Linked DNA regions of Homo sapiens: region 2 is linked to region 1. A link is a contact called in ENCODE Hi-C or POLR2A ChIA-PET data. All regions are on one chromosome and are shown on one strand. Each heading gives the region's core, a stretch centred on a gene start or an enhancer-like site at or near the end of the contact. The rest is flanking DNA. Distances are from core to core; before and after follow the strand shown. Region 1 overlaps JMJD1C (jumonji domain containing 1C). Region 2 has its middle 110 kb from the start of REEP3.

What was found. A loop is a pair of places that touch in the nucleus more often than their neighbours do. ChIA-PET counts read pairs that join two places held with the same protein, here RNA polymerase II (POLR2A). Pooled maps may share reads with other maps.
Region 2: a loop to region 1 is called in a pooled map, with 4 times the contacts of the local background. The contact joins two enhancer-like sites. A Hi-C loop is called at or near these places in 1 of 168 maps with a recorded cell type or tissue (naive thymus-derived CD4-positive, alpha-beta T cell), 2 of 37 single-sample maps with no recorded cell type and 11 of 50 pooled maps. POLR2A ChIA-PET finds 5 or more read pairs at or near these places in 20 of 52 experiments (A549, AG04449, BJ and 16 more).

Annotation. Positions count from the first base shown.
Region 1 is chr10:63,234,104-63,238,024 of GRCh38, forward strand. All of the region lies in intron 3 of JMJD1C (jumonji domain containing 1C), which reads right to left. Among named protein-coding and RNA genes, the nearest start is that of NRBF2, 100 kb to the left of the region's middle. Within about 2 kb of position 2,473, at least 15 of the 41 ENCODE cell types and tissues checked have a DNase peak (open chromatin) inside an H3K27ac peak, as active enhancers do; they include PC-3 and PC-9, where a contact is called at or near this core.
Region 2 is chr10:63,627,524-63,631,065 of GRCh38, forward strand. No RefSeq gene overlaps it. Among named protein-coding and RNA genes, the nearest start is that of REEP3, 110 kb to the left of the region's middle. RefSeq lists enhancers at 1,493-1,702, 2,093-2,272, 2,283-2,332 and a silencer at 2,803-3,132. Within about 2 kb of position 2,293, at least 41 of the 41 ENCODE cell types and tissues checked have a DNase peak (open chromatin) inside an H3K27ac peak, as active enhancers do; they include PC-3 and PC-9, where a contact is called at or near this core.

The DNA.
Region 1 (3,921 bases), core at 1,223-3,722:
AAAATACTCTTTGCATTCTTTTAAATACTCACATTAAAAGGTGGACTTAATCACTTGAGATCCAGAGTTACGAGAAGTCTAGCATGGGTAACATGACAGACTCTTGTTTAGAGTCTCTTGAAAACAAACAAAATGTAATCACAGCACTTTGGGAGGCTGAGGCAGGTGAAACGCTGAGCCCAGAGTTTGAGACCAGCCTGGGCAACATGGCGAGACCCTGTTTCTACAAGAAATACAAAAATTAGGCAGGTGTTATGGTGCATGCCTGTAGTCCCAGCTACTTGAGAGGCTGAAGTGGGAGGATTGCTTGAGCATGGGAGGTAGAGGCTGCAGTGAGCCACGATCGCACCACTGCACTCCAGCCTCATCAACAGAGAGAAACCTCCTCTTAAAAAAAAAAAAAAAAAAAAAAAAAAAACACCAAAAACAAAAACCTTCCCTATCCTATAAAAAAAAACCTTTTAATATGTTAATACTTAAATTTTTAGATTTGCTAAAAATATCGTTAAAGGCCTATAAAAAGAACGAGTTATTTAATGCAATATTAAGCTGGGCATGGTGGTTCACGCTTGTAATCCTAGCACTTTGGGAGGCCAAGGCGGGAGGATCACTTGAGGTCAGGAGTTCAAGACTAACCTAGGAAACATAGTGAGACCCTGTCTCTATTTAAAATAATAATAATAAAATAAAAAATAACAATGCTATTCTATTAGTACGACATTGATTGTACCAGGTATTACTCAAATGAAATTCTTATAAAACCTTTGCTAGTCATAAAAATAAAAATTTAATTCTGTAATACATTTTTTATGAACTAAGTCATAAAATTCAAATTTAACTTAGCTAGAGGGCATACATTTTCTTTACTTAACAGATGTGGTATACAGAAACATATCACATAGTATGTATCTGATGATTAATGTTCTAGGAAAAAAACAGTAATACAACATACACATTTAAGAAACAGACTTGTAACTTAGAAAGCACCAGGTAAAATAAATTTTGTATTTATTTTAAAAACTTGATGCAGCGTTTCAGATACTGTGCTAGAAGACTAAATGCCTTATTCTATAAGTATTTTGCCAATATAAATAGCAATTTAAGAAAATCAGCCGGGCACGGTGGCTCATGCCTGTAATCCCAGCACTTTGGAAGGCTGAGGCAGGTGGATCGCCTGAGGTCACGAGTTCGAGACCAGCCTGGCCAACACAGTGAAACCCCATCGCTCCTAAAAATACAAAAAATTAGCTGGGTGTGGTGGCAAGCGCCTGTAATCCCAGCTATCAGGGAGGATGAGGCAGGAGAACTGCTTGAACCCGCGAGGCAGAGGTTGCAGTGAGCCGAGGTTGTGCCATTGCACTCCAGCCTGGGCAGCAAGAACAAAACTTGGTCTCAAAAAAAGAAAGAAAGAAAGAAAATCAGCATGAACACAAAACCAAAATTCAGTCAATTCCCTATTATTCAGAAAGATTATTTATCTATTTAACAGTTAAGCATATTTACTTGCCACTGTAAATTAAAAGATTTTTTAAATTGTCACAAGAGAAGCACTTTCACAAAGATTAACCTCATTTAATCCTAACAATACCTCTGCTATTTTGATATTATTAGGTAATTTCTCCAAAATCACACAGCTAGAAGGCAAATCAGCAAAGGTCTGTCTAATGTCAAAGCACTTCCCACATACCCTTTTCCCCATCCATGCGCTTGCATAATCAAAATTTTGCATGCTCTCTGCTAGGTTTTCAATAACTTACCTACATTATTAGGAATATGGTCACATAAAAAGGAAGATGACCCAATTTATCCAATCATTTTATTGTTATTTTTAAAAACAGAAAATGACGTAGCTAAATTAAAACCAGGTTAGAAGAATATGGTATTCCAAGACTAGAAATGGATATCATAAATAGATTATATAATTTATGAAAATCCTCAAGAGTAATTTTGGAATTGGATATACTATCTTAATATACATGTCCTATTACATCAAATCACAACAAACAACTGTGTATCTTGCTTTATCTATTCGGTTACAGCAATATTACATTAACAGCTATTAACTAGCTTTTTTATTAATTAAAAATAACTACTAATAGGGTTTCTTGGTTGATCACCCAACTGAAACCTATCTTTCATAACAATATTCCCTTGAATAAACTTGATCCAGACCTGTAATATTCCTGCATTTTAACTACAATTTGCTAAGTGTCATTGGTATAAGGTCCGCTCCTCTCAGAATAACCAGAGTAAAAAAATCAGATAAATTAAGAAAACATTATAAAACCACTTGAAGAAAAATGTGTTTTCTTCTAAAGCCACATGTTAATATTCTTTGTGATACTTTTAATAATAGTTTTGAACTTTTTATGGCAGTTCAAAAGTCTGGAAGGCAGTTTTTCTTTCAAGCTATTTATTGGCATGACTTTTACACAGTTGAGTCATCATGAGTTTAACCTACTGAGTCACCTGCTTACAGCATCTGCCAACCACAATTTACTAACTGCAGCTTCCTCAAACTTAAACTGAAACAAACTCAGGAAGGCCTGGGAACTGTTTAATATTTTCCAAAGTAGTAACTGAAAATATTCCTCCAGCACAACCCAAGCTTTAAGAAGTAAAAAATTCCTGGGAAGCTGGGGAGGGAGGTCAACAACAAAAAAGAAGTAAAATTATATACTTGTATAAAGTATTCTACTGAAAATTCCTGTGCACAAACTAATACTGAGGCTGGGCATGGTGGCTCATGCCTGTAATACCAGCACTTTGAGAAGCTGAGGCAGGAAGATCATTTGAGGCCAGGTGTTCAAGACCAGCCTGGGAAACAGAGAGACCCTGTCTCTAAATATATATTTAAAAACAACTAATATTGAAATAGTATACATATACATCGTGTCAATGATTGATTCATACAGAACAAACACTGTTTTTGTTTTGTTTTGTTTTGTTTTTTTAAGACATCTTGCTCTTGTCCCCCAGGCTGGAGTGCAATGGCGCAATCTCGGCCCACTGCAACCTCCGCTTCCCAGGTTCAAGTGATTCTCCTGCCTCAGCCTCCCGAGTAGCTGGGATTACAGGTGCCTGCCACCATGCCCAGCTAATTTCTGTATTTTTAGTAGAGACAGGGTTTCACCATGTTGCCCAGGCTGGCCTCAAACTCCTGACCTCCGGTGATCTGCCCGCCTTGGCCTCCCAAAGAGCTGGGATTACAGGCGTGAGCCACTGTGCCTCGCCAAACACTCACTAAAAATTTTTTTTTAATATACAGTGCAATGAATGTAACTTCCAAATTAATACCACATCGAAGTTTTTTGGGCTGATTTTCACTTTTAGCATATAGTGCTATGGAAATGATGAATCTATAAATGAACTATAGTACCATACTTCTATTTTCTCAGAAAGAACGAATACAATCCAGTACAAATTGGAATGATCAGCAAGACTTGCTAGACTTGCCCAGTGACTTAGTCTTTTATGACACCTATTTGAGTCCATCCACTTCCTTCACTGAGGTCTTTGTAGAGCAATTACAAATACAGGTTGTATCCAAAATGCTTGGAGTCAGAAGTGTTTCAGATTTCAGATTTTTAAAAATTCTGTAACATTTGCATTACGCTTAGTAGTTGAGCACACATAATTAGAAAATCTGAAATCCAAAATGCTCCAATGAGCACTTCCTTTGAGTGTTTCAGATTCTGGGGTTTTTCAGATTTTAGATTTTTGGATTAGGGATACTCAACCTGTACATAAGAAATGTGTTAAATTACACAAAAAGAAAAAAAGGCGGCCAGGCACAGTGGCTCATGCCTGTAATCCTAGCACTTTGGGAGACCAAGGTGAGCAGATCACAAGGTCAAAACTTAGAGACCAGCCTGGCCAACACAGTGAAACCCCGTCTCTACTAAAAAAAAAAAAAAAAAA
Region 2 (3,542 bases), core at 1,043-3,542, 390 kb after region 1:
GTGAGATGCTGTCTCAAAAACAAAAACAAAAAACAGTGACCAACCTACGACCCAAGCAACCGCAATGTTTGTGACTTCGGACTCTGTTGTTAATTACGTCACAGTTGGTTGTCTTAGAGATCACAGAATACTTGGAAAGTTAACATGGAAATGATTCCTTCCATACATGTATTATATAATACAAAAGTTTCAGATTATCAGAATGTTAAATGAAGTAAAGTTGTTAAGTCATTGGAAGTTAATGGATTTGGTTTCAAGAGTAGCTTTAGTACAGAGAGAAAGGATGCTTTTAAAGTGAATAGAAAAAAATGAAGACAAATAATTTACTATCAGTTATGGACTAAGACAAACAGGAAGAATCTGAAGAGAGGATGCAGCTGAAACAGGAGGAGTATCCTCTCAGGAAGTGCTTTCCTTCCTTCCTCTCCTTTCCACCAACATTTGTTCCACGGCTTCCTCTCTTCAAACCACACCTTGTAAACCCTTTTATGTGCTCTGTTCACAACAAGAATTTCATGTGCTGTTCCATACTGGGTTTTAACTAATAAAATGCACACACACACACACAAAAGGCTAAATGCCTTTTTACACAGGAGATTAACTTTATTCAGTCTTTAAGCTGAAAGCAAGTACAGTTAGGATATATAGCAGGCGACAGTTTCCATATGTTCTAGGAAAGTGGAGCTGTATTATTTATAGTTTACAACATGTTGTATAAAATTAAAGCTAGCAAGGGGGCTCCCAGGGAGGTAAATTAAACAAAGAAGGGAAGACTTAGAGAACTCTATTTTGCTATAATCAGAGAACATGCCTATAAGAAAGCACTAAAAAAAATAATATTTAACATTAAACAATATGCAAAAGTACTTGGGGTGTTTACAATAGCTTAAATTCTAAAATTAAAAAGGACATTGAAGACTGAGAAGGGGAAAAACACCTTAATTTTGTAATCTTAATAGAAAGAAAAATGTGTCCTAAAAGCAGGAGTAAATAAATGTCATTAAAAAGGTGTATCTTCCAAAGTGCAAAGACACGTTACAAGAAATCAGGTTGCTCTTTGACCCACCAGTCTCAAAGCACATTAGACTGCAGCAAGTAATAATTGCTTCCTCATTTAGATTAGACAATGAGTGCTCTCTGCAAGCTGCTCTCCTCTAAATAGATTGTAGAGAGTAATTGAAACAAGTTATATGGGGAAGTGGAGTGACCGATTCCTCAAAGTGTGGGAGCAGAGCTATGGTAACCTCTTGAGCCTGGCCTTCATCCTGTTCCTATTTAGGGAATCCGCGGGGCAGCCAGTGTTGAGTGCAGTCTGCAGTTCGCCGGCTTTATTGTTCAGACTTGAAGAGAAGGTCACATGCCCTCTTTGACAGAGAGGTTTATGGGCTCTCTCTAATTAGCAGCACCCTCCACCAGACAGACTGTTGGCCACTTTCCAAGAACGGGACTTGGTAGCGGCCACTGATGAAGGAGAAAACAAGGTTATTTACCCTGCGACTGTAATTCTTGGCACAAATTCTCCCTTTACACTCAGACACGTTTTTTCTTTTGTTCCAACTTGCCTTTGGAATCCTGATTAGGGCGTTAAGAGAGGGAAATGCAGCTATATATTTAGTGGTGTAAGCAACCCATATGTTGGCCTTAGATACTTTTGACTATTCTAAGACCTCATACCAAAAGAGAGAAAGAAAAAGGAAAACGAAAAGGGCAGCGTAGTCGAGCGTTGCTTGCAAATGTAACTGCTTAAGCACATGCCCACACACAACTCCAGAAAAGGAAGTTTAATTTGCAACATCTATAAAATAACGACAGTTGTATGGTAGGACACAGAAATCCCAGCGGTAAAGTGTGATTGGGCTTAGCTATTATTGGAGTGTTAAAAGAGTACCGGGAATATATTTGGCTTGTCCTGTTCTGTCAGTTCTGTAGGCCGGTGGATTAAGCTGATAGAAATGCTTTTTGGTTGATTTAAACCAGATGCTCCGACTATTTTTGTCCCGTTTGCAGGCGCAGAAGCTCTGCATAAGGCAATACTGCCCCCCTCGGCCGACCGCCAACTGCAAGGCGTAGGAGACTGCTCTCCACTAGCCACCTCGGCCATAAAACCCTTTCAAGTCCCTATTATTATTCCAGGCACATTCCAAGGGGATTGAGTCACAGAGTTCACTTGGCTTTTCTCCTGCCCTGAACTGCCTGTACCAGGTGGAATACGACTCTCAACTTCAAATATGGAATCCAAAAGCAGTCAAAGAGCGCTTTAGAGCAAGCCCCAGATGCGAACTCTACTGCCACTTCTCCCCCTCCCCCAACTGGGGTTTGCTGGCTGCGCAGCTGTAGTCCCACGCCAGCACTAAGGTCGCCTGGTCGACAAATGAGGGTTTTCTTTGGGGCATCCTGTAGAGCTGTCCTATTTTCTCTACCACTTTGAGAAGCCCCAAGGGCTGCTTGGCGGCGAGGCACAGACTGGGCTGAAAACTTTTCCGTTGGGCAGTGCGTCCCGGAGACCCAGGAGGCCCAGGCCGGGAGCCCAGGGGGCTGGAGGTTCTGCTGGCTTTTAAGTCTGCTAGGAGGGAAAACTCCCAGCCCCTCCCACGCGTCCTCCCAGACTCGCCGGCCGCCTGCCCCGGGCGGGGAACGCGCACATCTGGCGGCCCAGGAGCCACATCTGATGCACTAACCCCCGCACCCAGATGTCCAAGAGGCCGGGGGAGTCAAAGAACGCCAGGGGCGGGGCGACCGCGGCTGCGGCTCCTCCCTCGGGCAGAGGGAGTCCAGATGCGAGGGACGCCCTCCAGAGCCGAGCTGGGCCGGCCGGGCAGCTAGGGTGCTGGGAGGTTGCGGTGCAGGGTGGGTGGGTGCAGTGAGGCTGGAGCCACGCTGGGGGGGCTGGGCTGGCGGGGGGAGGCTGGAGCCGCGCCGGGGAGAGGGAGGCGGCGGTTGGGTGCTGGAGGGCGCTGGTGCCGTGCCAGTGGGCGGTGGCGCCTTACGCCACCCGCCCCACCCCCGTCACCGTGCCCGCCCCACTGCGTGGGATTTTACAACCTAGGTCCCCGGGAGGTGGTGGTGGAGGGAGGGGCGGCGGGGACGTTTCCGGGGCGGGGGAGGGGCGCACTGCTCCAGAACTGGACCGAGGGCGGGGCTCCCCTCTGCTTCTCCCCTCTGTTCCAGCGCTGAGACGCAGGCCTTTCCTGGCGCGAAGCGACTCGCCCCGGAGCTCCCCTGCACCGTCCTGGGTGTCAGGACGCGTCAACCCAGATGACCCGACCCGGAGATCCTGGATCCTCTGCCCTCTTCCCCCTACCAAGTCCTTAACCGGAGAGGGAGGAGCTACCAATGTCCTCCAGACGTTCTCCAAAGCCCGAGCTGCCGGGAGAAGCTTGCTCAAGGCGGGTGCGCCCCTCAGACGTTTGTTTGCACGCAGGGGTTTTGACGTTTCGCTAAGCAACAGCGTTTGCCAGGGAATCAGGGCTGTTTCGAAGAGCTTGCGTCTATTTGATGCTCCCATCTTGAACAAATCGTTTCCATTCGATTTGTTTAACCAA